2 separate regions of the Mus musculus genome follow, and region 2 is linked to region 1. The links are chromatin loops, found by intact Hi-C in ENCODE. Cell type or tissue: heart. All regions are shown on one strand. Links, peaks and the distances in the headings refer to the core of each region. The heading gives the core; the rest is flanking DNA. Region 1 has its middle 260 kb from the start of Mir221. Region 2 overlaps Gm14636 (predicted gene 14636).

The links. Hi-C counts contacts between places; a loop is a spot of excess contacts. Peaks named below come from ENCODE experiments on the same cell type or tissue, not always from the same donor. Only the 100,000 strongest peaks of a DNase experiment are listed, where the experiment ranks them.
Region 2: it touches region 1 in a loop (3-fold over the local background); 4 of 42 quality-filtered maps call a loop at or near these places.

Annotation. Positions count from the first base shown.
Region 1 is chrX:18,878,511-18,886,853 of GRCm38, forward strand. No RefSeq gene overlaps it. Among named protein-coding and RNA genes, the nearest start is that of Mir221, 260 kb to the right of the region's middle. In heart, for the core only: a CTCF peak has its summit at 3,778 (motif pointing right); no DNase peak of the experiment used is centred there.
Region 2 is chrX:19,197,974-19,206,316 of GRCm38, forward strand. All of the region lies in intron 3 of Gm14636 (predicted gene 14636), which reads right to left. Among named protein-coding and RNA genes, the nearest start is that of Gm41892, 35 kb to the right of the region's middle. In heart, for the core only: a CTCF peak has its summit at 3,617 (motif pointing right); no DNase peak of the experiment used is centred there.

The DNA.
Region 1 (8,343 bases), core at 262-8,261:
CTTACCTTCAGAAATAAACAGAAGAGCTGTAGTGGGCTGATGGGTTTGAAGTTGCCTAGTTGAAGTGGCCTGTACATTATGCTGTACAGAGAGCTCTGCCTGCAAGTCAGGCCTGAATCTCCACCCAAGGACTCCTAAAGGGGAAAGACTCCTTGGGTATAGTGATGAACCTGTGGTCCTCTAGTACGTGATTCCAGATTGTTTTATCTTTGTAGTCATTCGACACTTTCTTAAACAGCTGCTGTCTAGAGTTGAAGTGCAAGTCTGGTATTGGTATTGTTAGTGTTGTCTCTGCCCTCCAGGTATGGCCTCCCCAGTTTTTGGGTGTGGTCTTCCACTAAATACTAACTCCTTTTGTCTCCCAAATTACATTAAAACTTGTGCTGGTGGGTTTTTTGTTTGTTTGTTTGTTTGTTTTACATCTGGCTTTGTGTTTGATGCTTGATAAATGAATCTTCCTGGAACTCTGAAGTATCAGTGAGTCTAGGTTCTTTTGTGGCTCTTCTTATGCTAATGGGGTGTTTTTAGAAACAAATCCTTAATCTGATAGATGGAGATTAAAAATCATGGGCACTGGTAAACATTCTGATACCTCTCAAAGTATACTATCTTGAATTATTTGATTTGTGATTTTTGCATAAACAGTTATATGCACATTTGAAAAAGATCCTGGAAAAGTGGTACAGTGTGGTGATTATGTTTACGGTTTGGGGAAGTAAAATGTACCAATTATAATTTGTGGTTTTCATTCTGTTCTGTCCTAGTGGGTCATGTCTGTGTATTGTATTTTATTTCTTTTATGATCCCCCAGACTAGACTCTTGTCAGAAAGGGAAACTTGGAACAGAGAGCTTGAAAGAGGGAGCAGACAATTGAAAAGAGGCTCCACTAGCCCATATTGGTTCTTGAACAGTTCTGTACAGCTGCATCAGTATGGGTCTTAGCTGTGGTTAACATTACTTCTGATCCTTAGATACTATGAATCTGCTTGCCTTCCCACTCCTCATTCTGTCCCAGTGACTAGCCTTCCTGAATGTTTGTGGCGGTGGAATGTGAGAAACAGATGCAATAGACCTTTTCTCCTTCCCATCATAGCGAATTTCCTTTGATAGATAAAAGACAATTCTGACTTTAGCAGTGGGTGGTTTTATAGTAGTATGTAGTCTTGCTTCTTCAAATAAATTCTGGTTTTAAAAGAGATCTTCACAATGAAACTAATATTGTATACAGGTATTCCCAGGAGTGACCCAACTTTGCTAGTATGACATATAGAAAGCACCACCTAGGAGCTGAGCAGTGATTATTCTGTGTGATTAAATAAACAGAAGTCGTGCCTTCTCAGGGCCCTTGATTTTGATGTTGCTTCACGAATGAACAGTGTTAAAGGTGGTGACCTGGGTGCAGGAAGAGGATAATGACATATCACAAACAGCAGAGTTGATCTGTCCTGAAGTCAAGGAGGAAGAGGTGGCAATGAGCCCTGATGTTTTTCAGAGAGGAAATATGTGACTTAGGTCCAGTATAGACCATCAGTTATGTATCAGGTGTTTGGCACATGACATCTGGGCCTTTATTTCTTGTCATCAGAATATTGTATACTCAAGAAGGAAGATAAGGCCAGACATGAAGCCCTGAGGGAGAGTATCAATGCATAGTAAAAAGAAAGGTTGAATGAAGACTTCAAGTTCATCCAGGTCTACCTTACTATATAGCAACTATGAGACCACAGGCCACACTTATAACCCCCGAACATTGCTTCACCTGAACAATAAGGATGTGAGTTCCTATTTGTAGGGATATGGAAAGAGTGCAGTGTGAGTTGTAGGCTGAGTCCTACACAGGAAGAGGCTGACAAGAGTATTTTGTGTGTTCTCTTGTAAGTGCTCACAGAGAAGACGAGGATGGAAGCAGCAGAAGCAAGTTAGGTACTGGAAAGGCTATAAAGAAAATAAAGTCTCAGCCTGACTGATCCTGCAGGTTTCCATGAGGGAGGGTGTGGTGGCCAGCATCAACTCTAAGCATTCTTATGTTGTCTGTGTTTGAGAAATGGCTCCAGGTTTGTCATGGGCTGCTAGAAAATAAAGGGATGTGATTTCTCTCTTTGTTAGGTTTGATGCTAACAAAGGTCCCCAGAGAAAGTAAAAAGAATAAGACAGTTATGAGGCCAAGAAATCATGACATCGACTGTGTTAGAAAAAAAATATTATTGTTGATCAAGGACATGCAACTGCACTCAGTCAGGGTCAAAATACTGGCTAACATCTGGAAACTTCCATAAGAGAGTACACTCCTAAACAAACTACAAGTGAGTTTGTATTGAAAGCCTGACCAACAGAAGAATATTAAGGTATGATAATCTAAGGGAAGCATAGGTGTTCCCCTTGACAAAGCATACTGCTCTACACAAGAGAGAGAATAGAAATACTGCCCAGTCCATACTCTCAGAAGCCTCTTTAGAATCACCTTTGCTGGACGGTATTTTTTTTCTAAGAAAGCTCACCTACCACAGACATAGGATTTTTAGAAGTTAAATTTGCAAGCTAGTTCTAGCAAAAGAAAGCTAACACTGGAAAGAGCAAGCAGGTGTTTCTCAGGGGACTAGCTTTGCTGCAAGTGATTCCCCAGAAGGTATTGGAGAAAAGAAATAATTCTACATCCCAAATTCTCAAAAATCAGAGGGAACTTGGTGTTGGGCAGTGGCTCTTGACCTGTGAGTTACAATTCCCTCGGAAATGTTGAATGATCCATTGACCTGGGTCTCCTAATACCGTCAGAAAACATAGATATTATGTTACAATTCAGTACAGTGGCAAAATTACAGTATAAAATAGCAATGAAATTAATTTTATGGTTAAGGGCCAACAAACAGGCAGACCTGTACTAAAGGGTTGCAGTATTAGAAAGGTTGAGAACCTCTGGTGGGTAACACAACAGTCTTCATGGGTAAAGACCTTGTTACAGTCATACATAAAGAAACAATGATCACTCGATGTTAGAGAAGGATGATGTCTTGTTACTTTTGTGATTGTTCAGTGGCTTTATTTTATTTTATTCCTTTTCCACTGTTTTGATGAGCTGAGAACATCATGGCCTTTCTGCCAGTAGGTCCATTTCTCACTTTCTCTACTTGTCAGCAGAAATGTATTTCATTTTCTCAATGGCACCCGCCCTTTTCCCTCATCAAAGTTTAAAAAACAGCCTTATTTTGTGGCTGTGCAAATTTTAAGGATATGCCAGTCCTTGTACCACATGGGATATGTCAGTCCTTGTACCACCTGGGATATGCTACCAAAACTCCATAGGAAGTGTTTTTAAATTTTAATAGCAAGACATTCTCTGACTTAAAAAGCTGTAGTCTTTCTTACCACAGATTCTGCACTTCTTTTGGGTTTTAGGAGGTATGCAGCCAAACTTGAAGCAGCTTCAGGCCCAGTGTTTGGGTCCACACCTTTACACCTGCTTTTCTCTTTTGGACACTCTTTTTTTTCCCTTCCTTCTTTTCTTTTCTTTTCCTTTCTTTTCTTTTCCTTTCTTTTCTTTTCTTTTCTTTTCTTTTCTTTTCTTTTCTTTTCTTTTCTTTTCTTTTCTTTTCCTGCTTCTCCTCCTCCTTGTCCTCCTTGTCCTCCTCGTCCTCCTCGTCCTTTCCTTGTCCTCCTCCTCCTCCTCCTCCTCCTCCTCCTCCTCCTCCTCCTCCTCCTCCCTCCTTTTCTTTCTAATGGGTGGTAATAGTTGGGGATTTTTGCAGGCAGACAGCAGGGGTCACCATGGAGCTGTGCATGGTGGAGAGGTCTCTTACAGTTGTTCTGAAATGGCACGGGGCTTAATTATGCGATTCAGATGTGTATTCCTTTTGCTCTGACTGTTTAAAACTTCACAGTATCATTTCAGTAATCAATAGATACAGTTGTTTGAAGGAAAGGAGAAAAGGTAGCTTCATACAGTGTTTTCAAAAAATCATGTCAAACCCTATGGAACTCTGAAAAAAAAGTGGTTACAAAATGTGTTTACTTAAATATTGTGAAATGAGGATGGAAATTCGAAGGGCAGGGTATTTGTCATCTACTCATGACTAGCAGATGGCCGCCTCCTCCTCCTCCTCCTCTGCAAGCCGAGTGACTCACATTGTACAGGGTGTGCAAAATGAAATTTCAAAACTCTACTGAGAAGAGGTGGCAGTGCCATAACTTGATGCTGGAGGAATGTGCCAGCCAGATGACTTTGCCAGCCAACATTTTGCCAAAGACTCAAACAAAATGTCTCTCACTGGAACGAGTTTGGATGTGTGTTCAGTCCATCATATCTGAAAGGATCAAGGATATGCTTCAGGTTGTGCGTGAGCCTGGGTGCATTTGAAAGGGAGGGTGGTCTGCTTTGCCAGACCAGATCTGGGTGGTAATCACTGCTAGCAAGGTGAGTCATGTCAGATGCACTCACCTGTTTTTGTTTGTCAGCCCGAGAATGGTGTCAGGTCTGCCTCCAGCCAACAACAGAACAAAGTCTGGGCTGTTATCAAAATCCTCCAATAAATGGGAGTCAAGTTTACAGATGATAATTTAAGTTCAAAGTTCTCTTTTTTTCTCTTTTGTTTAATAAAAAGAAACTTTGGCTCTGCTATGCTTAACCAAAACACTAGGTTGTGTTTTAGGTAATTATATTTGTTTAAAAATAGAGTCCTAGCCTGGTGGACAAATGCACATTTGACTTTTAGCTAGATTCTAACTTTCCTTCATGTGATAGTCACCAGGGGTGCTCCTAACCTCACATGTTCTAAATCTCCTGGTGTTTCCCCTTGGGTGAAGTCCCTTGTTCTGGTGGTAAAGAAAAGCCTTGCAGTTTATACCTGACTCTCTTTGACTACTTGCTCTGAAGGAAGCCAGTTGTCCTGTAAAAAGTCGGACTACCCCTAAACTACTGTCCTTTGTGGAAGCCACATGAAGAAGCTAGATGAAGAGGGAAATGCCTGAAAAACATTTAGCTGTTTCTCAGATCTTGGCAGATGAGACAGATGTGGCTAAAGAATCCATTTTGGATGTCTCACTCAGTTGAGTCTCCTAATGACTCCAGCTGCCATCAGAGTCTAACCACCTGGGAGAAACGAAGGACCACCTGGCTGTGCCCATTCAACCCACAGAATAATTGATCCTTAATATATTGTTTTTAGTCACTAGGCTTTGGGGACTTTAAAAAAAAACAATAGCAGATAATCTAAATATGAGGGGAAGGGAGGAAATAGCAGGCTAAAGAGGATCTCTCTCTCTCTCTCTCTCTCTCTCTCTCTCTCTCTCATGTAGGTATTAATGTTGAATGAAACAATTCACAATTGAATGTTTTCATCCTGGGTTTTCTTACCAATTCATGGCAGCCATTTCACTATAGCACTAGTGCAGCAAATTTCCCAGTAGAGTTCAGTTAAATCCCGTTTACCTGTCTGAATCATATTTCAGACATTGAGCACTTCCACAGGTCTCTCTGTTTCTGTGTATCTTGTAAGCAAAATAAGACTGTTTTTCTGTTCCAGGTTACATTTTCAAGAATAGCTGTGTAATGCAGTGTTTTGCGCCTGAGAAAAGGCTAGAAATGTTTGTTTTTCACTTTTAAAAGATCTATATTTTCCTAAATGTGCAGATGCTACCTGGCCATCTCCCCAGCACCTTATGAGAGCTCCTCCCCAGGAAACATTCTCTGATGTGCTTGCAACCTACTCTCTGATCCTTCCTGAAATTAATTACCGACCCAGGAGTCTTGTATCTTCTCCTACCACCCATGCAACCATATTCTGTTCAGTTATAAGTAGACTAAACTCACATATCTCAATTTTTTAGCACAGGAAGAATTCACTGTACCAAGTCAGCTTTTAAAGGTCTAGGAATTAAAATAATTACAAGATGCTAAGAACTATATTTCAAATGATAAGTAAAACCCCTCTGCCTTCATCTGAAATCCTAGATATTTGAAATATTCTCAGCATTTATAATTTAAAGTATGTATTTCTTTACTTAAAAGGTCATATATCTGAGGTATTGAAAAGTGTAGAATACATTAAACTTTAGCTATTTTTGATGAAAGGCAAAAACCATTGCTAGAAAAACTAATACTAGATTCCATGATTTTGTGTGTGTGTGTGTGTGTGTGTGTGTCAGTAACCATAACTACAACTATGTACAACTTCCAAAATCTGGTAAAGCCACTCCAGCCATGTTGAATTGCTGTAAATTGTGTATATGATTCAAGAGAACAATATTTTAAATAATTTGATAAGCTCATTTATTGACTTGACTTAGAGAATGGGAGGCAGTGAGTGAAAGAGGGTTCAGGGAATGAATAATGGTGGTGGGAAGAGAAGCCATAATCCTAACCCCATGGTTTGCAGATAGATGGAAATTGGGCTCAGTTTGCAGTGGGCCTTCTGCATTAATTCTGGCACAGACTTCTTCCTCAAAGATAAATACCAGTTTTGGAAGTAGGGGCTCTAGTGACTAAGAACATGGTATGTTATAATTTTATCTACTCTCCATAGGGCCCAATTTCTGCATTTTTAAGGCAGAGGTAGTCATAGCACATTTCCAAAGGCTGTTAGGAAAAAATCAATGAACCATGTATTTAAATTTCTTACTTTTTACATAGAAAGTGAGTAATAATTTTAGCAATAGACATTATTGAAAAATTTCTAGAATTAGGGTTTCAGGCACTTAATCAAATATACTTATTTTCTTCCATGGAGGCTTTGGTAACTTCTTTACATATTTGAAGGAGGTAAGACAGGGAGTACAGCCCATTCTAAAGGATTGAGTTAATACTGAGTAGGATCGATGTGTTAGAGAATCCTATTACTATAAAGCACTTTGCAAATACTGAGATTTTTGCAAAGATTTTGTCCTTTAATTATCAAACCCTTGTGTATTAAAAAGAAATTAACCATGTAAAAGTTTTGATCCATTCATACTTAATTAGTAAACATCTGGTGTTTTAGCAAGTATTTGATGTTCAAGCAGTTATTACATTCTTCCTTTCTAAGTTACTTTCTTCTTTATTATTTTGGAATTTTAGTTATGTGATAATCCATGTTCATATAAAAGAAGACTGCTTTCCATTAAAGTGTAAATTCTGTAAGTCAGGTAAATGGTACCTCAGTTTCCCTAGAGGTAGATGTAATATCTTCACTATCATCAATTGCCTCCTGGTGGATCCTGCTACTTTTTCCTAGCCAGGAACTGGTGGAAACTAGGACAAGCCCAGTTACTATTATTATTTGGAGAGATGAGGGCAGAGTCTCACTATATAGTCCTACAATTCACTATATATCTCAGGATGTCCTGAATCTCATGGCAATCCTCCTGCTTCAGATACATAATTCTTATTTTTCACAAATATTAACCATCTGTGAAGCATTTAATATGTGATTGTTACCTTTAACCACAATTGAATTCTGGCAACAATTCTGTGATGTAAGCATTATTACTCCCTTCTGTTGATAAGGAAATAAGCTTATAGTGTTTAATGCTTGTACATGATAGAGCTAGATTTGGAATAAAGCACATGTAGTTCATCTCTTTGTGTTTCATCTGGGGCTGAAATGACTGTAGTACCAGAGATTACCAGCAGTCTAGATACAACCCTGAGTTAAGCCAGAATCTAGTCACAAAAACAGGAATCCAAGGAATGAAGGAGGGAGAGAGCATAGCAAGGTGACCTAGCATCAAGCATATTCTTCCAGACCAAGCATTGCTTCTTAATTTTGACTAAAACATGGTAAGAAACCTGTATATAGTATGTGGGAAGGATAAAGGTAGTCCCTAAGTGCTGACACTTGATAGGGACCATGAATACTTTAAAAAGTGCTTCCTTTGCCTCTTCTCTATAATTAGCCATTTTTAGAAGGAACGTACAGATATTCAAGGAGATAAGTAAGCATGCATTCTACATATTAGGATTTACTTTACTTCCTAGAGACAAAAACATAATGACTAGTACCCTGAACACACAAGATCAATCCCCTCTCCAAAATATCTGATATGTATCTCAATAAGACATTAGAGTCTAAAATAGATAAATTAAAATAATTATGTAATGTGGTCAAGGAGAATTTATTTTAGGAGTGTGGAGTAGTTTCCTGTTCTAAAGTCCATTTTAAAAAATGAACCTTATCAATGGAATAAAAGCCAAACCACAAAATTGTCTCAATAGACTCCAAAATAGTATCCATTAAAGCTCAATATCACTGTGTGATAAAAATCATTTAGTGATCTGGGAATAAAAGAGCAACTTCAAAACAAACATATAATAAAAGACAAACAAACAAAAAATACCAGCTAATGTTATGCTAAATGATGAAATTGCCTGTGGC
Region 2 (8,343 bases), core at 214-8,213, 320 kb after region 1:
CCTCGAACTCAGAAATCCGCCTGTCTCTGCCTCCCGAGTGCTGGGATTAAAGGCGTGCGCCACCACACCCGGCTAGAACCATTTTGTATTGATGAGCAATTCATGTGTTTATGATATATGAAAATTAAAACTAAGCCACCAAACCAACAAACATCCTGTTCTAGAACATTCTCAAATAATAAAGGAAGGTTATGGAAACCAAGTATAGCCAAAACCATTCTATTGTTAAAGTAGAGGTTTTTTGAGTCAATAAGAAAAACAGATTCAATCTGTAATTTAGAGAAATATTAGAATTTGCTAAATACTGCATGAATTCATCCCATAGGTCTGAAATTTAATATTACATGCTTAGGGAAATCAATTTAAGACATACAGTATTTAATATTTATTAAGTACTAAGTCCTGCAAGGAATAGCAATGATGTGCCTGCTGTCTTATAGAAAGAAGCATCCAAAGAAAGCACATCAAAACAAGCACTGTTTGGAGCAGCTAACTCCACCTAATAGCTTTGCTCTATGATGTTCTTGCTTTGTGGTGATAAGGGTTTATTTTTTTATGAGTGGAGAAACAGCAGTATAACCAAAGGTTAGTAAAACACCCACACTGAGAGTTAACAAAAAAAACTTAATTAGGAGGAATTGCATTAACACACCAAACTTCACCTTTTAAGTTTCTTAGAAGAAACACAAACTCATTTTTATAATCTCACTCATGTCTTAGGCCCTCAACACTGTCCCTAGAATGTCTAACTTACACCATTTTGAAAAGGTTAGCCTAGAAAAACACAAAGCCATTTTTAATTATAGACAACCACAAGAACTAATAAAAAAAATTCCACTTACTGAAAAAGGAAAAATATATGAAGGGAACCAAAATGTTACTGAAGTGCTTAATGATAAACACCAACTGTCAACATAAAATGAAGGTTTGTGAAAAATAATCACATCCCTGTGGACCACTAATTGAAATGATCTTCCTAAGAAGCCAGACTCAAGAAAACATTTAAACATTCGATCAGGATAAAGCACAGCAGGCAGACTTTTTATTTCTTTTATTTCTTCAGAATGTTCTTATAGCAAAGAAGAAGTAATATGCATGAACTGATTTACTTGGGAGGCTGTATTTCACACACAGGCCTAAAAAAAAATGTTTGCTTCCTGTGTTTCAAAAGGCCATTTTTATAATTTGTAGGTTTTGTAAGTTTATTTCATGTGATTAGAAGCACTGGCAGGGGTCAACCTTGCTATGAGGAGCAACAGCAAACAGGGTATTTATGCAAAAGCCTACGGGGTGACACTAGACTAGGGCTTCAGAATGCCCTCAAGGTCTCAGTGAACTTCCATCTCAGCTTACAGGACTAATAGTTAACAGTCACAAATACCGACAAAGGTAAGAGCAAGTGTCAAGAAACTTAACCTAGTTGGGTTGCTTGGTTAAAAAAGAAATGAGAGACAGACACAGAACGAGAGAGAAAAGGAGAATGCTACTGTTGGGTGGGTGTGATCATCTGCATTTTATACTTGGCTAGACTTAAATCTCTGAGAAAGATACACACATCTGGGCATATCAAAGAGGACATTTCTGGAGATGTCTAATTGTTCACCCCTACTATTCTCTGTTCTTATGTGTATAGGTTAAGACAAATTAAAAGCATACTAAGAAAAAAGCACAGTTCTAAAATGGAAAGGCATTTGCATTTTCCCAGTCAAGAAAAACATTCGGAAAAAGCAGAGGCATGAGAACTGCCAAAACTCTCTGCCCCCACAACTTGGCTGCATGGAACTCTAGGCCTGTTGGCATCTTGGGCCAGAGAGCGCCCATCCTTCTCTTCACAGTCATTAACTGATGGCAAGCTTTCCAAATTTGTCTCTGCTAGCTTAGGCCTCTCCTGAGCCATTCTTTATCTGGGAGGCAGCTTCCCTTCATCCGTCACCTTTAATGGAAATGATTTTGTTAAGGTGAGTGAGGAACAATAAAGGATATCAATATCTCCTTGGGAAATGCCAGGCTTTCCCCAGCTTTCAGGTACACAAAAGTTCACTATGGTCATTGTTTATTATCTTCAGTGGAAATTTAAAGGCTTACAAAATGTGGTATTGTGAAGAATCAAGCCACAAACCACAAAATGACCACAAAACTGTATTTTACTTGATTTACTGTTCTATTTTCTGAAACGCAGCATGGGGACAACAAAAACAAGTAATGACCAAAAGTCATTTCTAATGTTTGATAAAAACTGTAATGGAAATATTTCAACATATGAGGTAGTTAAAGGTTAGAAAATTAGCCTACATGGACCAAACTATTAATAACTAGACCAATATATATGCTTAAATGCTACAATTATTTTAGATATCTGAAACATATACCTTAGTATTTAACAAAATATTTGAGGGCTGGAGAGATGGCTCAGTTGGTTCAGAGCACTGGCTGCTCTTCCAGAGGACCTGGGTTCAATTCCCAGTGTACACACAATGCCTCATAATCATCTAGTTCCAGAAGATCTGATACTCTCTTCTGACCTCTACAGGTACCAAGTACACAAGCAGTACAGTTATATGCAGGCAAAACACTCACACATAAAATAAAAGAAAATAAATTTAATTTTAAAAAGAAACAATTTTATGAATTTGGTCATGTCACTTTTAGATTTCTTTTTTATTTTCAAATTTTGGTTACCACCAAAACAAAAACTGTTGGCCAACTGAGCTTTACTTGGCAATGACTTTGTGATATCTTCCTTTTTTTAACCTGCGGGTGTACATGAGACCAGTGGCCAAAAGGCATAATGTGAAACTCTCCCAAAGGCCCAATTTTCTTTTAAGTAACATGATAAAATTGACAAAGATGAATGACTTAACTTTTCAAGGCAAGAAAAACCTAGAAAACCCATTACAAACATATAAAAAAAAACTATTTATATGAGGAATGTGTATAAGTACGATAAATATTTTTAGATCAAAATCTTGTTTCATTAATATGCCTTTGTAGTTTTCTAAGTTTTAGCTGCTTTCAAATGAATTTTAAAACAGACATAATCCCAAGAAGTATTTTTAGTAAAGAGCCTTTAAACTGATGAATAACTGTTTCAGATTCTGGACCCTAAGGAGATGTGACTAAAAGCACTGTAAGATGCTGGATAGGATCCTGGAACAGAAAAAGAACGGAAGTGGAAAAACTCCTGAGTCTACATGGAGTCTAGAAGTTGGAACTTTTGCAACATGTTAAATTCCTGGTTGTGATACGTGTGTATGTCATGGTTAGCTGAGGGAGCTAGAAACTCTCCACTATTTCTTTAACTCTTCTGCCAGTGTACAATCAGTTCAAACTAAGCAATCTTTAAAAATGAACACTACAAGAGAAAAAAAAAAAAGTATTCCATGCTATACTAAGAACCAACATCATGTGTCAGTGTAGGACTAGATGCCTGTAATCCTAATATTCTAGAGGCGAAGATGGAAGACTGTTTGTTGCAGGTCAAAGGACAGCTTGGTCTATATAGGGAATTGAAGGCAAGAGCTAAACAGTGAAACTCTTGGAAAACAAAACAAAACAAAACAAAATGCCTAAATCTTCTCACTGCAGTGCACTTGAGTGAAATGACTCCACTAGATGGCAGTCTGTTTTCTTCAATGACCAAGGGCCACATCCATCAAAATAGAAATGTTTTTTATCTAGCTTATTCTTAGCATATTAAATAGGCAATTTCTTTATATAATAGATTCTATGGTTTCATTCACTATACAAAATAAGTTTCTGCTTGATTTCCTAGAAATGTCTTCTTTCAGTATTCAAACTTCATTATCATTCCAAAATGCGAAGATGAGATTTATCAATCCAAGCATGCGGCACATTACGCATTCCTTTGTGCTACCAACCTTTGTATGATCTGAAGAAACTCATTCTTTTTAATGTTTATCAACATGGGATATTTTAGTCCTTCTATGGACTTCAAAACCCTACCACATCCACACAGTAATTCCATGAGAAGCAGTGAGCAGGTTCTTTCCACCTTGTTTACAGTCTCTTGGATGCAGGGTACCTCTGCCTGACAAAAATGATCTCTTCTTCTCAAAATAGTTTTAAAAAATAAATCCAAACATTCCAGGGTGTCACAACCAAAGTACAAACACTCTCACCGCTCATCTCTCTATTTTCAAAGACCTAAACTTGGATGAAACAGGAAATTACCCAATCTCGTAATTTTTACAGAAAAAGATGTTGCAGTTCTTAAAAAATGAACTGTGGATTGAAAACATTAATCTGCTTTTCTATAGGACCATGTTCCAAGTATCCAAATGGTGCCTCGCAAATAGCTAGCTGTAAGTCCAGTTCGAGAAGACTCAACATTTTTTTTTTCTGGCCTCCCAGCAAACCAGCCATGTACATGATACCCATATATACATGGAAACAAAGCACATATAAAAATTATAAAATAATTTTTTAAGAAATGAACTGAAAGTTGGGCATAGTGACACAAGGCTATGGTCCACTCATAAGAATGAGGCAGGAGGATCACAATTTCTATCCTTGTAAAAATTTCAAAGGAAACAACTTAACTGTGGAAGGAGAAGAATTACTCCCAATTTCCCCAAAGCGAATTTCTTGTGACCAACAATTTGGCTGCCTTTTATATAGAAGTAACCTTTAAATAGATGCCTTCTACTTATAACCCTTCTAAATTCATTAGTGTTACTCATTATGAGTTCAGCAGTATTAGTCAGCACAAGTTGGTTAGTCATCAGTTTTTTTAAACCACCAACCATTACCTCCCCTTTTGGCTTTTCCTTTCCTTCTAGTATTTTGCAACATTTGAGAGGATGAGTAACTATACCCAGGAAACACTGTTGGGCTTTTCTTGTCTGTTTGTGGTACAAAAAGCAACCTAACCCCTATTAATATAAGGAATGCAACTCTTCACAATCACATTGCTTCTCCATGAAATTTTAGGGAATAATATTCAGGTTGAAGATTTTATTCCAAGTGTTTTGTTTGGCCTTTGTTTTCTGTAACCTTATTAGCAAGAGCTTATATATTCAAACGATTTATCACCTTCTTCACATAATAAGCACTTGGGTATCATTCTTCCAACAGGGGGGGGGGGAAGAGTAGGCCTATTCTAGGAATGGAAAATGATCCCAGATACAAGTCTTTCCTGTTGTTAGAATTTTCTGTCAAGTAAAGACCAACAAAAATCAGCTCCTATATCTTTATATTGGTACTGCTTTCCCCAAATCTTCCATCTGATTTATAGCCAGCTTACTAGGACTAAAAGAAAAAGGCTGTTACTATGAATAACACCTGAAGACCTTAAGGGTACCCCTTCTCTGGGGTATATACACCTCAAAGCAGATGCTCCATAAGAAACAGTAATGTTAAAAAGAAACTCTCCTAACATTGGAAGCCACCTACCAGCTTCTCTGCTCTCCTAACCCATTCTGTACCAGGATCGTCACTTTCTAAGGGACCTATCCTGTTCTTTTCTGGAGACCCTATCCTTAAGGTTAGCTATTTTACCTGCAGCATCTAGCATTCATGTATATGCACTATATACAAAGTCAAATCTCCTCCAAGCCCCATCTTCCCTTAGAGCAGAGAGTTTGGGAGCAGCTTCTTCACTCACTCACACCCAAGACCAGCCTGGAACAGAAAAGGTATGACAATTAAAACAAATGATGCAAAGAAAGTTCTCCAGCAGTAATAAACCAAATGTACTGTCAAGAACTCCACATTTTCCTAACGTTTATAATACTAAGGTAGTCTGCTATTGCAAGGAAACCATTTAATCCCACATGGATAAATGCCACCATTAACTGCCCTGGAATTTTAAAATAGGCTTTAGAAAAATGCTATATTGAACCAAGGGAAGAATTTTACATGTTATAACATACTGTGACAGGACAGCTTCTCCTTACATGTCTTAGGATTTAAAAAAAATGCAAAAGGCAAAAGCAAGACATCCTTTCAGATGAACCTTGGAAAAATATTCAATTAACTGCTAGTTTCTTTTCTGCAGTAACGGTCAAAACAAGGGTCAGTTGTAAGACAACAAAGAAGGGTGGAAAATCCAGTGAGATACACAGGCATCTGTTAAAACAAGTGTATTAAGATGACAGTCATTTAGGTGTTGGATATATTTGTACTCATAAAAATTCTTTCAACTTTGATAAAGATTTACAGTGTTAGGGGAAAGAACAACCATACAAGTATATCTTTTAAAAAGGTATATATGGGGGGAGGGGAACCTGATCTGGTATTGGGTGAGGGAAAAGGACTGAACTGAAACCCTGAGGGCCAGCAGAAAGAATGGAAACAGGCAATTTCGGGAGGTAAGAGGTTGGGGAACCCTTCAGAATGCACCAGAGACCTGGGAGGTGAGAGGCTCTCAGGACTCAAAGGGAGGGACCTTAGATGAAATGCCCAACAGTAGGGAGAGGGAACTTATAGACCCCACCTCCAACAGGAAGACAGGGCATCAAATACAGGAGGGTGTTGCCATCCCACAGTCACAACTCTGACCCATAATTGTTCCTGTCTGAAAGAACTGCAGGGATGGAAATAGAGAGGAGCATGAGGTAAATAAGGACCAGCGACAGGCTCAAAGTGGGATCCGGCTCAAGGCCTGACACTATTACTGAGGCTATGAAGCACTCACAAAAAGGGACCTATCATGACTGCCTTTTGAAAGACCCAACAAGCAGCTGAAAGAGTCAGATGCAGATATTTGCACCCAACAAATGGACAGAAGCAGCTGACTGCTGTTGTTGAATTAGGGAAAGGCTGGAAGAAGGTGAAGAGGAAGAAGACCCCGTAGGAGGACCAGCAGTCCCTGGACACCTGAGATCTCTCAGACACTGAGCCACCAACCAGGCAGCATATGCCAGCTGATATGAGGCCCCCAACACAGATACAGCAGAGGACTGCCAGGTCTGGGTTCAGTCAGAGGAGATGCACCTAACCCTCAAAAGACTGGAGGACCCAGGGAGTTTAAAGGGCTGGTTGGGTAGGGGGTGGGGGTAGGGGACATCCTCATAGAGACAGGGTGGGGAGGAGGTATGTAATGTGGAACAGTTAGAGGGTGGCCTGGGGTGGGGGATAAAATCTGGAGTGTAAATAAATAAATAAATAGATAGATAGATAAAAGATTTTAAAAAAAAATACATATATATACCCAGATGTGACAGTGAACACTTTAAGACAGAGGCAGGTAGATCTCTGAACTTGAGGCCATCCTGGTTTACAGACTGAGTTTCAGGACAGGACAGACAGGCTACACAGCAAAACACTCTCGAATAGAAGGAAGGAAGGAAGGAAGGAAGGAAGGAAGGAAGGAAGGAAGGAAGGAAGGAAGAAGAGTCAGAAAGACAGACACAGGCATAAAATATAACACAAAAGGATGTGGTCAATACATCTTTAAACCAGGAGAGGTGGCACACACTTGTACTCCCAGCACTTAGGAAGTGGACCCACAGAAATCAAGTCTGAGGCCAGTCTAGACTACATTGTATGACTTTGCCTCAAAAGAAATGTTTCTTTAAAATATTTCTTTTAAAGAAATATCATCTCATCCTTGCAGTTCCAACACTTGGGAGCTGAGGCAGGATGGTTGCTGAGCGGTTACAGCCAGCCTAAATTACAAAATAAGACATTGTCTCATTTTTTTTTTCTTCTGGAACACAGGTTGGCATCAGTAAATAAGGCCCATGTCTCTCACTTATCTCTCTCAATTTGGAGCATGATCCTCATCTGACTTAAAAAAATAAGAATCAACTGACCGTCAGATGATAGCATCTGTCAGGGCTTTAAGAAAGCATTTCCTCCTCCTCCTCACTATCACCTGAGGCAGGAACAAATCAGGTGCTGTGGACACAGAATGTTGCTCTTGGTATGACATCGCCTTCTCTTTCCATTGTGCCAAAGCTAGGCCCTGTATGTGTACCTGTCAACACTGGACACCTTTTACTGCTTCCCTCTTTACTCACTGACTTGGCAGAAGCCTGACTTGTTTCCTAGGAAGACATCAAAGACAAAACAGGAGAAGGCAGAGGAAACCAGGCAGGAGGGAGGCATTCTCAGTGCTAGCATGATCACAGCTCAGAGGTACAGCAGGGGCAAGGCACAAGAAAAAAGTGGGCCTTCAGCACTTGGTAACTCCAAAAGTGCATCCGCACACATCAGAGGGACAGGGAAAGAGAAAGGGGGCTTTTTCTCACAGATTCTATCTGCTAGGCACTGAAGCACCTGGGCAAACACCAACTCCAGTTGCTAGAGGAGCCTGCCTAGCCAGTTTACAACAAAGTGAAGAAATAGTGAAAGTAACACTACATCCTTCCAATTCTTCCT